Linked DNA regions of Mus musculus: region 1 is linked to region 2. Evidence: chromatin contacts called from ENCODE POLR2A ChIA-PET data. All regions are on one chromosome and are shown on one strand. The core of a region is the stretch at or near the end of the contact, and the rest is flanking DNA. Distances in the headings are between cores, read along the strand shown.

Region 1 (7,076 bases), core at 1,127-3,626, 34 kb before region 2:
TAGCTAAGCAATGTCTCCAATCTCCTGACAGTTAATAATTGCCAAGGATCACAAAAGGAATAAAAAGGGACATCGGATTTTCTGGAAATTTTCCAGAATCCCCAGGAAAAAAAAAGTAATATTCCTATTTTGTTAGTTGGTGCCCCCACCTTCCTTAGTTTTTGCCCCTTGAGATAAGAGTCTAGCCTGGGCTGCCTTGCTACTAGACATGCAGCACAGCCCAGGCTGGCCTCCAGCTCTCCGTCTTCCTGCCTCAGCTTCCCAGGTGCTGGGACTCACAGGCATGCACCCAGGCAGTCGGCCCCCCTCAGTTACACCATAGCTAGAGTACTCCCATGGCCAAGGGGTAGGAAGTTGACTTTCAAGTCTGTTTCCCATTCTTGGCAAGAGTCAAAGTCCCGGGCTGGAGAGATGGCTCAGTGGTTGAGAGCACTGACTGCTCTTCCCGAGGTCCTGAGTTCAAGTCCCAGCAACCACATGGTGGCTCACAACCATCCATAATGAGATCTGATGCCCTCTTCCAGTATGTCTGGAGACAGTTACAGTGTCCTTACATATAATAAATAAATCTTTAAAAAAAAAATCAAAGTCACACTCATTTTAAGGCTGTCACTCTGATGGCAACAGAGATGGGGGGATCATTGGGACCACAGAGCAGGGTTTACAAGTGTCATCAGGTACTTCACCCACAACTCCTGACAGAACCCTGCTTGTTACAGAGTGAAATGCCTTTCTGTGGCTGCCCCAGGGCCCCATCACCTCAACTCCTTCATTTCAAAGACCACCTTTGCCAGGATGCCTGACACACCTGACTCCTCAATACAGCATGGTAACAACTCTCAGGCTCTGCTCAGAACTCAGTCCTGAGGTTGCTGTTCTGATTCAGTTTCCCCGTGGCTCCACTGACCAGAGCTCTGCTCACTATTCGCCCTTCCGATGGTCAGTGGGGTGCACAGATGCGCCCAGGATCTGGATGGGAGTGGCAAACTGCAGCTGTCTTGCAGACTCTCAGTACATATTCCCTGAATAGCCTCACAATGAAGCAGACAGCATCAGTCTCCTGTATGAGGGAGGTACCTGAAGCACAGAGAGGTCACGCAGGCCTTAGATCACCTGACTGCGCCTTGATGGGTGTGATTTAACACAGGTGCTCCGATTCCAGTCTATTAGTCCCTATTCCAGGTTCTATGCAGAAGAAACACAGAAAGAAGGCATATTAGGAGTCATTGGCGGCTTCTGAACAGCGAGAGGGGACCTAAATCCTGAGAGTTGTGAGCTCAGGGGGAGAAACTAAAGGGAAAGTGTTTGTGGGGGGAGAAAAATCCCATGTATCAGCCACCTCCTGGCGCTGCATTTTACCTGCGTGAGGGCTCCAATAAGTGCGCCTCTGAGGAATCCAAGTATTGAGCAGCCACCAGGCAGGAGCCTAAACAGCAGCCCTTCGGGATACACAACTGGACTAATCACTAGGCTTGACTCCCCAACGGGGTCTTTGGTCATTCCAGGCTGTGCTTCCTGGCTGGTGTTTTTGAAAAGGGATTGGCATGGATTTGTAAGTCTAGGTGGCTCCTATTGCTCTCTGTGAGCCTTAAGTCCCAGCCTTGGGTGACCCTTGCTTGCTCAGCGTTCTTCTGCACTTGGGGAACAATCATCCACTTGACTCACCTCCTAATGTCCCAAAACCTCGACCCTTAACTCCATACCTACTAGTCGGAAGAGATTGTCCCAGTCCCAATTATTAGAAGGAAACGGAAGCACGAAGTCTGCCGGTGGTGGGGTGTCTCTATCAAACCACCTTCTTTAAGGGTGACTTCCTACCATGTACCTTCGAAAGAGAACCAGAAAGGGGAAAAAAAATCAGCACAGTAGCTCACTTCTAGGCAGATTTTTCTTTGCTTCCTCCCTTTGACAGTCCGGCTCCATTGTCCAGCCCGAGGGAACTGAGGGAGGATTTGGACTCTACTCAACACAGGGTAGATGAGGCAGGAATAGGTTCCAATGCCCTAGTTCTTGGTCACCTCTCACTCTCCGTGACTTAAGTCACTCTGTCCTGTGTTTATGCATTAAGCCAGCGACAAGCTCCCCAACTCATACTCTCAGGATTGGCAACCTTCTCTCTCCGTACTCACCAGGACTATCCTGGTGCTCAGAGGGACCCAGAGTGCTACAGTCTTCCTTAAACAGAGAAATCGTAGATCATCTCCATGCCACGAAGCCGCGGGCCGCTGCTTCGGCGAGCACCGTGGATCGCTGGGTCTGCATTTCTCCAGTCCTACCGATTTGGGTGGCTCTGGCAGCGTTGGCTTTGAAATGGAATTGCGGCTGGAAGGGATTGGGGCACAACAGCACACACGGGATGCAAATGGTCACTGGGAGATCCCCTTACACCTCATCCCTCCTCCTCCCAATTCTGGCATTTCGCCAGCGCCGCCAGACCAGCCCTTCCCTGCGCCCACACAAGAGGAGCAGAGAAGAGCAAAGCCCCAAGCCGGCCTCCCTGGCTGGTGGCCGCGCGAACTGGCCCCCAGCGCCCGGGTCCCGCCGGGGCGCGCGCGCGCATCCCGAGCCCGCTAGGAAGGCCCACAAAGCTAAAGCCCGGGCCCCGGGCCCAGGCCGGGAGAGCACGGAGCGGGGCGGGGCGGGGCGGTCCAGGCGGGCCGGGGGTGTCGGATGTCACCCCCCCGCGTACACCTCGGCCAGGAGGCGGGGAAGCGAACCACTGAGATGAGGAGACCTCCTCGGTCCTAGAGCGGTGCAGGAAGTGTCCCAGGGGAGGGAGCCGGAGGGCTCCGGCCTTTCCTTTCCGCGGCGGCCCGGCCTACGCGGCCCGCCAACCGGGACGCTGCGCAGCGGTGAGTATACTGTGGCCCGGCTTCCCATGCCCCGCTGTCTGAACCCGGAACCCGCTCCCCACTTCCCGCGCTCTGATCCCCAGCCCGCGCCTGGGTCCTGCTCCCTGTTCTCCTCTTCCCGCGTCCGGGCCCAGATCCCTGCTCCCAGAGCCGCGTCCTCATAGGTGCCCTCGGGGATGAAGCAATACAATTCTCTTCCAGGCGTCTCCCTTCGCTCCCAAGCCCAGCTGATGCATTCTAGAGGATCCCGAGACAGGGTTGGCCTGGCCAGGGACCGAGTCTGGCCCATGCATTGGAGCCGCCTCTGCCAAAACACCAGAGAGACCGAGCTGGAAGGTGAGGATCTGCTCGCCTGCTGTCCCGGGCTTCGAAGGAAAGAGCCAGCAAATCTGAAAGAGTGGAAGCGACAGAAACCCCATAGTTCTCCTGGCCTAAAACACCCTCCTCTTCCTCCTCCTCCTGCTCTTCATTCCTTCCCTGGGATCCTGCGCCTTCAATAACTGCTTTGGGCAAGCCCCGCCCCTGCGGGAGCCCTCCCCTCCCTAACGGTAGTTCATTCATAAAGCTTCCGCTCCCGAGGCTCCTGCGCGCCAGGTGCCAGAGTGACAAAGAGGCACACGCTTGTCTGGCCTAGGGCTCTTTGAGAGCAGTCCCCCAGCAGAACCGGGTGCTGAGGGTGGGACCCTGGACACACTATCCTAAGTGTAGACCTGAGCCATTCAGGGCCCAGCAGGTGGGAGACAGTGGGCGGAGGAAGCAGGAGAGAGCGGGCGGGGCCCGGATTGGGTTCTTAATACGGGAGTAAGACGTGAGAGTAGTCGAGGTTCACAGCCTGTTGCTTTCAGAAGCTCGCGTCGGGTGTCTGCCTTTACTTCGGCAATCAGAGGAATACAGAAAAGTTGAGGTTCCAGGTTGTTATTCGGTTGCTTGGTGGCTTTCTGGTATCGCTTGTCTTCCAGCAAAGTGGTGCTGCCCCGCTGGGAGTCTCTTCCAGGTGAGGGTGTAAAGGGCCAGGCAGTGAGCGGCCCTGCCTGGGCTTTTCCGGAATCCCGAGAGCCCAACTCGGTGACTCCGTTTACCTTTTCTCCGAGTGTTCCAAAGTGTGGGTCAAGTGGAGAGACCGTGATATACTGTGCCCCTGGTGTGTTTGCTGGATTGTGTATGTGATAGTCGGGCTGAAAGCCTGGCGGTGACTGCCTCCTCTCTCATGACCAGGAAGGGCCACAATGTCACTATGTGTACCACTGCCTTAAGGAGAATCTGGAGAAAACAAGGGATAGGCTCAGACGGAACACTAGTAGCTTTTTTTTTTTTAGCCACATTTTTAGGTACTAAAATATAATTACATAACTACCCCCTTCCCTTCCCTCCAGCCCCTTTTACTCACACACACACACACACACACACTTATGCACGCACCTGCACACTTAACTATATAACAAGAACTTAAAAATTTTTTTTGAGATTTAAATTTTTAATAACATGTATACCTGTGTAGATATCTTTGTGTGAGTCTATGCCCTTGGGTGCGGTGCCCATGGAGGCTCGAAGAGGGTGTGGGAAACACTTACAGGACTTTGTGGACAGAGGGAAAAGTAGTGTGTACTCTCAACCAACCACTCAGCTGCTTCTGCAGCCCCTGTGTTGGACCAGGTGCGTGTAAGGCTTGTCATAAAGCACTGTATGGGGAAGAGGCACAGTCTTAGCTGCAACTCTGACACTGAGCTGTACCCCCAGGCCTAGCATTGGTGGTTTTAAATACAAGTCTTACTTTAACGCTCTGAGTTCCTTCTGTACCTGGGAGTTTTTGTCCTTGCCAGCACAGAGTGAAAGTTTCTGTCCCTGGCAGAGTGACATTGTTCCACGGTGGTCTTGCATAACTTCCCTTGCATATTTTTTTTTCCTCCAGTTCAATTTGTGAAGACCTCAAGAACAGAGACGGTGACTTCGACTCCAAAGCTTCAAGATTGTGGCCTGCTGGGGCTATTATCCTCCAGGAGGACCTGTCCATCAAAGGTATCACAAACCTTGGTTACACATAGATGCCTGTGGCCTCCTTGTTCTCCTGGGGTACTGGGAATGCCAGTGTCCTGTTGAATCGCCACCACTTTTCTCCCAAATGCCCTGCCTTCTTTACTGCCACATGTTAGGGGACTCCTCATGGAGTGATGGCTTGTGGGAAGGGTCATCTTTCTTTCGGTTCCCATGTGTAAGGACCAGCCACACCAACACTTCGTACATTTCCCAGGAATTCCTCAAAGGGCTGGTCTCCCATGGGCTCTGCCTAGCACCCCCTCAGAAGTGGCCACAGGAGACCAGAGCATTGAAGCCAGTGATTTCTGTTTGGAAATAGGGTCGTCTTCTGCCGCTGACCCCCATCAAATCCCATCATGCCCACAGCCCTGTGCCCACGAGTCTTGGCTCCAAAGGAAAGTGAGGAGCCCAGGAAAATGAGGAGTCCTCCTGGAGAGAACCCCAGCCCTCAGGGTGAGCCTCCCAGCCCAGAGTCCTCTCGACGCCTCTTCCGCCGCTTCCGCTACCAGGAGGCCGCAGGCCCTCGGGAGGCCCTGCAGCGCCTCTGGGAGCTGTGCCGGGGCTGGCTGAGGCTCGAAAGGCACACGAAGGAGCAGATCCTGGAGCTACTGGTGCTGGAGCAGTTCTTGGCTATCCTGCCGTGGGAGATCCAGAGCTGGGTGCGAGCCCAGGAGCCTGAGAGCGGAGAGCAGGCTGTGGCTGCAGTAGAGGCTCTGGAACGGGAGCCAGGGAGACCCTGGCAGTGGGTGAGCACCGGGCGTCTGGGAGAGGGGAGCCCTTGCTGACCCTGTGAGACTTCTGACCCCAGATGAGAAATTCTGTCCAGACCCAGTTTGCTTTCTTTCCTAAGAAAGCAAACATTACTCTCTATGAAGTCTAAGTTGAGATGATTGTTACCCATCAAGTCCATGGATGGCAAGACCAGAAAGGGAGAAGGCCTACACAGATCTGTGCAGAGCCTATGGGCCGGGCTTTATCATACTCCTCTCTCTCTACCTGGCCCTGATCTGCTGCTTTCTGGGATTGCAGCTCAAGCACTGTGAAGACCCGGTGGTGATTGACGATGGCGACGGGCCTGCTGCGCCTCAGGACCTGGAACAAGAACGAATGTCAGCAGAGTCCCAGAGCTACCCTGATGCCCCGCCTGGGGCTCTAGTACAGGGCACTGGGCTTCTAAGCAGATCACCAGGCCAGCCTAGCGAAGACTTAGGTATGCAGTCTGTAGTGTGAGCTTGAGAGTTGAATTATACACTACCAGTGTGCTTGGGTGTTGACTAAAGTGATGGCCTTTTTACATTCTGTTTTCTCGTCTCCTCTGAACTGTGCACGATTACTGTGTTCTGGGTCTTTCTGCAGAGCAACCGACACAGAGTCTCTTGGTATTGAGTCCTCCCAGAGGGAAGGCCTGTGTGAACAGATGGTGTGAGATTATATGGTCTTCTTTCTTTGAGAGTATTCTCAGTGGAGACAGAGAAAGTCACTGTAGAACCAGGACCTGTGGCCTGATCTGAGCATGGCTCTGTCTTCTGTTCTCTCGAAACCACATTTTCTTGGCTAGGTTACTCTGCAGCTATAAGAACATCTAAAATCCCCTGGGAGAGAGCAGTAGCCTCTCCTGCAGATGGCTCCAGTGCCCTGTGGCAGGGTTTGAGTATCTGTTTAAACCATCCAACAGCTGCAAAGAGGGGGGAAGTGTTAGACTCAAAGCCTGAGCCATTGTTCCTTTGAGTTACAGTAGGTCATCTCTAGGTTCCTTGAGGTTTGCTTCCCCAAGGCCCCTCAAGGCCCAGGGACCCCGTATCCCTCTTATAAGCCTTGCCACCACAACAGTACTCTTAATTATAATGGAAAAGGTGCATTTTTGAGATTTTTTTTTTGTTACTTCTGGCGTTGACTCTGTTCAGTGGTTGGAGGTACAGCTCTGTGGTGGACCATCTGCTTAGCGTGCACACACCCCTAGTTCCGTCTCCAGCACCTTATCTAGACTAAAAACAAAACCTGCTTCTGTTTTTTCTTGTTCTCCTTTCTTCCTCTTCCCATCCCTTCCTCAGGCTGCCCTCAAACTGGTGAGTCTCCTACCTCAGCCTCCTGAGTGCTGCAGTTACAGGCCCACTCAACCATAGTTGGCAATTAGAGTCTTTTGTTTTAAAAAAAAAGAAAGTGTGTGTGTGTGTGTGTGTGTGTGTGTGT
Region 2 (7,070 bases), core at 936-3,435:
GAGAGGTGGGAAAATCACAACAAAAGCTTGCAGCTGGAGGCACAAACATACCAGCGGATTCATGAGAAGATTCAGGAGAGGGTTATGAACAACCTGGGAACTTGGATTGACTGGCAGTACCTACAGAATGCCGCCAAGCTCTTAGCCAAGTGTCGATATACCCTGCAGTACACCTATCCATATGCATACTACATGGAATCCGGTCCCAGGAAGAAGCTGTTTGAATACCAGCAGGCTCAGCTGGAAGCTGAGATCGAAAACCTTTCATGGAAAGTTGAGCGTGCAGACAGCTACGACAGAGGGGACTTAGAAAACCAGATGCACATAGCAGAGCAGCAGAGAAGAACCCTGCTAAAGGATTTTCAAGACACCTAAACTGGGCTGTGGCTGTGCCGGGGTGAGGAAGATGTAGCTGTGAGGCCGCCCGGCTGCCGTCCTGCAGGCTGCAGGCTCTGCCTTTCACCACCCAGGCAACAGCCAGGGCCCCACTCCTGAAAGACACTGGCAACACACCTCTTAGCCGATTTGTTTTCTCCTCATCTTTTTTATTTTTATTTCTACCAGGGTAGAGGCCGTGTTGAGCTGGCCTCTAATGAGGACTTTAAATTTCCCCTGGATGGTTGTTGGGCGGGAGGGGACTTTTTTTTCTGAATGGCTATTAATAGTATTAGATCATTACAACTTATGTAATTTTCAAAGGTTGTGCGATTATAAGGGAAAGAGGCAAACCATAGATAACACAGAGCCCGATTAAAATAAATTGGCATTGGAGTGCTTCACCCTTTAAAAAAAAATTATAGATGTGGCCCTTCATTAACTTCTATTCGAAGCTGGGCAGTGGGGGCGCATGCCTTTAGTCCCAGCACTTGGGAGGCAGAGGCAGGCGGATTTCTGAGTTCAAGGCCAGCCTGGTCTACAGAGTGAGTTCCAGGACAGCCAACATTACACAGAGAAACCCTGTCTCGAAAAACCAAAAAAAAAAAAAAAAAAAAAAAAAAACCAAACAAACAAAACTTCTATTCAACATTGCTATCTTAGAGGAGTGCCTTCCCTTTTAAAGCTCAGGCTAGCTCCTTGTTTTGGCCAGAGCTCTCTAGATGAACAGAGCTGATAGTATATATATAATTTATTAGAGTGCTTTACAGGCTGTGGTTCAGCTAGTTCGATACTAGCTGTCCCCCAACAGAGAGCTGTGGGCAACCCATGGGGACGGATGTCTCTGTTGGTCCTCAGTAGACACTGGAACCCTAAAGAAGTAGATTCTAATAGCAGCAAAGGCATGCTTTGGTGGCAGGGGAGACAGACTTGCCAATGGGAGGGGAGACAAGCAGGTAAGGAGCAGGAGCTTCCTTCTTCCACATTGCATCATATAGCCTGTCATGAAGGTGTGCTTCAGGGTTAGAGTAGGTCCTCTAACCTCAGATGATCCAGTCAAGAAAAATCGCTCACAAGCATTCCCAGCCTCTCGGGTTTTAGTTGATTCTAGACGTAGCCAAGGTGACAACCAACAATAGCCATTACAGTCCTCAAGCTAGGAAGATTATGACATCTAAATTTTTAAAAATGAGGGCTCTGGCTCAGTTGGCAGAGTCCTTGTTTAGAATACAAGAAGTCCTTAGCAGGATCCCCAGTGATGCATAATAGCACACATGTCCTTCTAGCACTCCAAAGATGGAGGCAAGCAGATCCGGGGGTTCAAGGCTGGCCTGAACTGTATTTGAGGCAAGCTACACGAGACCCTCCCTGTCTCAATGTATTCACAATAAAAATTTCAAATAATTGTCATGTTAGGAATTTCCAGTTGTAAATAGCATATGTGTGTGTGTGTATGTATATGTGTATATCTATCTATCTATCTATCTATCTATCTATCTATCTATCTATCTATCTCTATCTCTATCTCTCTCTCTATCTATCTATCTATATGTTATTGTTCCATGGATATGTTTCTGTAGGTAAAGTACAAGTGTGTCCTGTCCTGGCAGGGCCATTGCTAGAGTGCAAACAAATCTTGTCCCGTAAGTATCTCTCTGTCAAAGGTTAGATTACATCCCTAATCACTCAAGGATTGGGGGCGTGTCCAAACCCTTCGTCTATCAGAGTGGAATTGTCCAATCAGGCCGCAGCTCGAGCGGAGGGGCGGGGCAGGATGCTTTACTCTCGCGGTGTTTGGTTCTTTTCACTGTTTAGTTCTTGTTCAGGTTCCGTTTCTTCAGGTTCTATGTCTGGCTCACAGTTGTGTATGGTGGCTCCGCTGTAGCTAGCGTCCTTATGAGGTGCAGACGACGACGATGCGGGACAGCAGAAATTCGGAAATGGTGAGCGTTCCGGCCGACGCTGGCTACAGCCAACCAGTACCAGCCGCAGGGAAGGCCTCCGTAGCTGGTGTCTGCGGCCCGATCCCGGTGCTGTCCGGTGTCCTGGGTGTCCTGGGTCCCCTCGCTTCCCATCTGCCCTCGCGGCGGCCTGACCGACTCACCTCAGGACTTGGGGCGTCATGGCCGACCCACCTTAGGACTTGGGACGCTGGCTTCTTGGTTGTGGGTTCCCGCCCTTCAGCCATGGCTGGGCTTTCCCGAGTCTTGGAAAGTGGGGTCTCAATCTATTTACTCTTCGCCTGCCTGTCCCACGCCCCCGTGTTCACAGTGAAGTCCCAAAATTCCAGTCTTTAGGGCCGTCCCCCCGCTAGTCTCAGGACATCGATGGTTGGTTAGTAGGAAAAAGCCGAGAGAGATTTCGTCAGTGCGGGCACCGTAGAAGCGGGACAGATGAAGGGTCTAGGACACTCCTACCCCAATTGATCTTTGGACAGGAGCTTTAGGCTTAAATAGAGGAAGGCCAGACCAAAAAAAAAAAAAGCTTAAACACAGCAGCCTAATGTAAGGTGGGCCCCGCCCATCTTTGTCTCCGCTCATTTGAGACCTGAAGGGGACTAGGTGTTTCTCTGGAGATAGCTCCTGCTTCTGTGAAGGGCTGTCCTTCCATGAATCCTGGGTGACTGCAGGTTAAGGACCATAACTTATCTCTGTGCCCTCAGCGGCAGAGTGAAGGCCGGGATGCCAGGCGGTCATCCCGCCTTTATTTGTGGCTGTATGTGGATACACACACGTGTGTGGGTGTCTGAGGAAGTCAGAAGACGGTGTCAGATTCCCTGGAGCTAAAGGTATGGGCGGTTATGAGCTGCCCCAAAGTGGTTGCTGGAAACTGAACTCCATCCAGCTTTCTTCAAGAGCAACAAATGCTCTTAACCACTGAGCCATCTCTGCAGTGCCCCCCGCCCCCAACAGTTTCAGTACCAGTATTTTCAAATGCCAACTTCTACTGTAAAAGGTTTTAAAAGTGACAACCATTACTGTTTATTTTCGTTGCTAAATAAATAGAAATTGACACAATATCTTTTTCATTTCCTATTAGTAATGGTCCCAGGTTCAGAACTGCCAGATGCTGACAAATTTCTTATAGCTGCCATATGTCCTAGCCTAAAGTTGACCTTTCATCATCCACTTAGACAGCAGCCTGAGATCTGGGGTGAAACCTCTTCGAGGAGCAGCTAGAGGACCTGGAGCTGGAGCAATCGAATAGTCCTCATCTCAATAGTTCATTTTTTTCCTTGTTTTTTAAATACTTATGTATATGAGTACCCTATTGTTGTCTTCAGTACACCAGAGGAGGGCATCGGATCCCATTACAGATGCTTGTGAGCTACCATGTGGTTGCTGGGAATTGAACTCAGGACCTCTGGAAGAGCAGTTAGAGCTCTTAACTGCTGAGCCATCTCTCCAGCCCCCTCCTTTTTTTTTAAGATTTATTATTATACATAAGTACACTGTAGCTGTCTTCAGATGCACCAGGAGAGGGCATCAGCTCTCATTACGGGTAGTTGTGAGCCACCATGTGGTTGCTGGGATTTGAACTCAGGACCTTTGGAGGAGCAGTCAGTGCTCTTACCCACTGAGCCATGTCGCCAGCCCCCCCCCCTTTTTTTAAAGGATTTATTTATTGTGTATACATCTTCTGCCTGCATGTATGCCTGCAGGCCAGAAAAGGGCAGCAGATCTTATTATAGATGGGTTGAGGCACAATGTGGTTGCTGGGAATTGACTTCAGGACCTCTGGAAGAGCAGGCAGTGCTCTTAACCGCTGAGTCGTCTCTCCAGCTCCGTAGTTAATTCTTAGGGACATTGTCTCCCTCTAAGCTTAGCTCCACTCCTAGGAATCATTGTTTAGTTAGGTGCTGGTGAATGTGGGCCTCAGAGCAGCACTTCCTGCCATCTCCAGTCTCTCAGTTGTTAGGGGAGAAAACCTTCTCTCAAGGGATTAGAAAGAAAACCTCCAGCGCGCAGTGGGGCAGAAGCTGACACTGTGTTTGAGTCAGTCCAGGGTCTCCCGAGGTGTGGCTGGTGAGGTTTTCAGCAGCACTAGGGTGAGGGAACAGCCTTTTTTGGCACTTGATCCTGACAGGTCTGTCTGGTCTTCAGGACTTGCCCCCTTTTTTATAGTCATCACCTTGAGATCGTTGCACATTTATTTGAATCTCAGCTTTTCAATAAGTATGAATTGTACTCAGAGCTGAATAAGGTAAATATTCTTTTGAGACAGGGTTTCTCTGTGTAACCCTGGCTGTCCTGGAGCTCACTTGGTAGACCAGGCTGGCCTGGAACTCAGAGATCCACCTGCCTCTGCCTCCCGAGTGCTGGGATTAAAGCTGTGTCTCTCAGCAAGGTGGATATTCTTGAAGCTAGCAAGAAGTAGTTTTCAACAACAACAAAAAGTAGAGCTTCACTTCCTCTGATTTCTTTTTAACTCTTTGCTTCCCCTAGCATAAGCAGTAACATTTCTGGGATGTTTTGATTGGGGCAAGTCAGGGGGTGTCATATGGGCCTAGACTCACAATTGAGAAAACTTTAGTTTCCCATCGTTGTTGTAAAAATGAATACATTTCCACAAAGTACGTTAGATGAACTTGTAAATTACTAAGTTGGCTTTGTTGTTGTTGAGATAGGGTCTTGCTATGTAGCATTAACTGGCCTGGAACTTGCTGTGTAGACCAACAGGTGGGCCTCCAGCTCAGAATCGCCTGTCTCAGCCTTGAGAGTACTGGGATTAGAAGGATGTGCTACCAGACTAATATATATAAAACATTGTCTCAAAAAACAGAACTGAGTGTCTGGAGGATAGGATTGAAAATGATCTTCTAAGTAATTCTTTTATCTTCTCTTTTTTTAAACCTAAGTATAGATTTGTCAATTATAATCATGTTCACAAATAGCTAGTTTTTGCTATAATGCATTATTTTCATTTGATCTATTTTTATTATTTATTTGTGTGAGTTTGTTTGCATGTGTCTAAGTTAGGGTTTCTACTGCTGCAATGAGATACCACCAAAAAGCAAGTTGGAATGGAAAGGGATTATTTTGCTTATCCTTTTATACACTGTGTTTCAATGAAGGACATCAGGACAAGGACTCGAGCAGAACAGCATCCTGGAGGCAGGGCTGATGCAGAGGCCATGGAGGGTGCTGCTTACTGGCTTTCTTCATATGGCTTGCTCAGCCTGCTTTCCTATAAAACCCAGAACTACCAGCCAGGGATAGCATCACCCACAATGGGCTGGGCCCTTTCCTATTGATCACTAATTGAGAAAATGCCTTACAGCTGGATCTCACAATGCCAATTTTTCAAGTGAGATTCCTTTTTCTCTTATGAATCTAACTTGTGTCAAGTTGCCACAATACAGCCTGCATGCCAAGGTGTGTGTGTGAAGTCTGAGAACAGGTGTAGAGTTAGAAATTGAAATCATACCATCAGCATTAGATAGAGCAAATGCCTTCCTTACCTTCTGAACCATTTTGTTAGCCCAATTAATTGATGTATTTATTTCTTGGAACTTTCTGTGGGGTTGAAGATATACACCATCCTGCCTAGCTTTTATTAATTTTGTTTTATTTCTTGAGGCAGGGTCTCATGTATCCCTGGCCCATTTTTTTTTTTTTTTTGTTAAAGACATATCATTTATTTTAAATTTAAATTATTTTGATTATGTGCATGCAAGAGTTTGTGCACCAGTATTGTGCTTGTGGAGGCCAGAAGAAGGTTTCAGGTCCTCCTGGAACTGGAGTTACAGGAGCTGACAGCTCCCTGATTGGGTGCTAGGAATGGAAGAATGAAGAACAAGGGAGCCCTGTATCAACAACCCAGGGAAACTGAGGAGGTGCCAATAGAGTCGCAATCAAATCAAAAGGGAGCTGGAGTGATGCTTTGCTGTTAAAAGTGTATACTACTGTTGTAGAAGACCCACGTTTCTGGAAGTGAATTTGATGCTTTAAACTTTCCCTGTGTACTGGCTATACTGTATTCCACAATTTAAACTTTAAACTTTTCCTGTGTACTGGCTATACTGTATTCCACAATTTAAACTTTAAACTTTTCCTGTGTACTGGCTATACTGTATTCCACAATTTAAGATTCTTTTCCTTGAACTAGTCGGGTTCCTTCAGATGACTCTCTGTCATCTGTCCACGTGTGATTTGGCACTTTGTGATTTAATTTCCAGTTCGGAGGTTTCTAACAGCATTTCTGTTACTGCTCACTATTTAATGCTTCCATGTTCATTGAGTACTTTGTGTGTTTGCTCACTCAGATCTGGTCTATCATTTAGTTTTGCTGTTGACTAAAGGGTTCCAGAAATAACACTGAAATCCTGCCTGATGTTGTTGAATAACACTATTACCATTACTGCTTTCCTGTCCATTTAGAGCTGTCAATTATTGATAAAGAGTAGTTTGGTATCTCTAACTGTAATTATGAATTTCTCTATTTTGCATTTTAATTCTAGAAGTTTTCCCTATGTGATTAGCTGTCTGTTTTATGTTACACACATTAAAGGCAGTCAGTCGCTCATTTAAAACATCCTATTTAGTGAGTGTAGCACTTGTTGACTGTGGTGTCTGGTTTCTCAAAGATAATTAATCTTAAATCTTTTTTCTCATTCTCTATTTTTGGTGTTATGGTTTCTTCACTGAAAAATGGACATTTGACAATTGTAATATAGGACAACTGAAAAATCAGTT

What was found. ChIA-PET counts read pairs that join two places held with the same protein, here RNA polymerase II (POLR2A).
Region 1: POLR2A ChIA-PET joins it to region 2 with 12 read pairs in embryonic stem cell. The contact joins the promoter of Zkscan17 here to the promoter of Zfp867 in region 2. POLR2A ChIA-PET finds 5 or more read pairs at or near these places in 3 of 5 experiments (Patski and embryonic stem cell).

What each region holds. Positions count from the first base shown.
Region 1 is chr11:59,501,940-59,509,015 of GRCm38, reverse strand. It overlaps Zkscan17 (zinc finger with KRAB and SCAN domains 17), which reads left to right and starts at 2,376. Exons shown (of 10, transcript NM_172941.4): 1 at 2,376-2,852; 2 at 3,054-3,188; 3 at 4,762-4,868; 4 at 5,206-5,632; 5 at 5,916-6,096. The coding sequence starts at 5,243. It overlaps 4933439C10Rik (RIKEN cDNA 4933439C10 gene), which reads right to left and starts at 3,363. Exons shown (of 5, transcript NR_015585.3): 1 at 2,130-3,363; 2 at 1,704-1,825; 3 at 1,078-1,185.
Region 2 is chr11:59,467,589-59,474,658 of GRCm38, reverse strand. It overlaps Zfp867 (zinc finger protein 867), which reads left to right and starts at 2,185. Exons shown (of 4, transcript NM_178417.3): 1 at 2,185-2,318. The coding sequence starts at 2,292. It also overlaps the pseudogene Gm12263.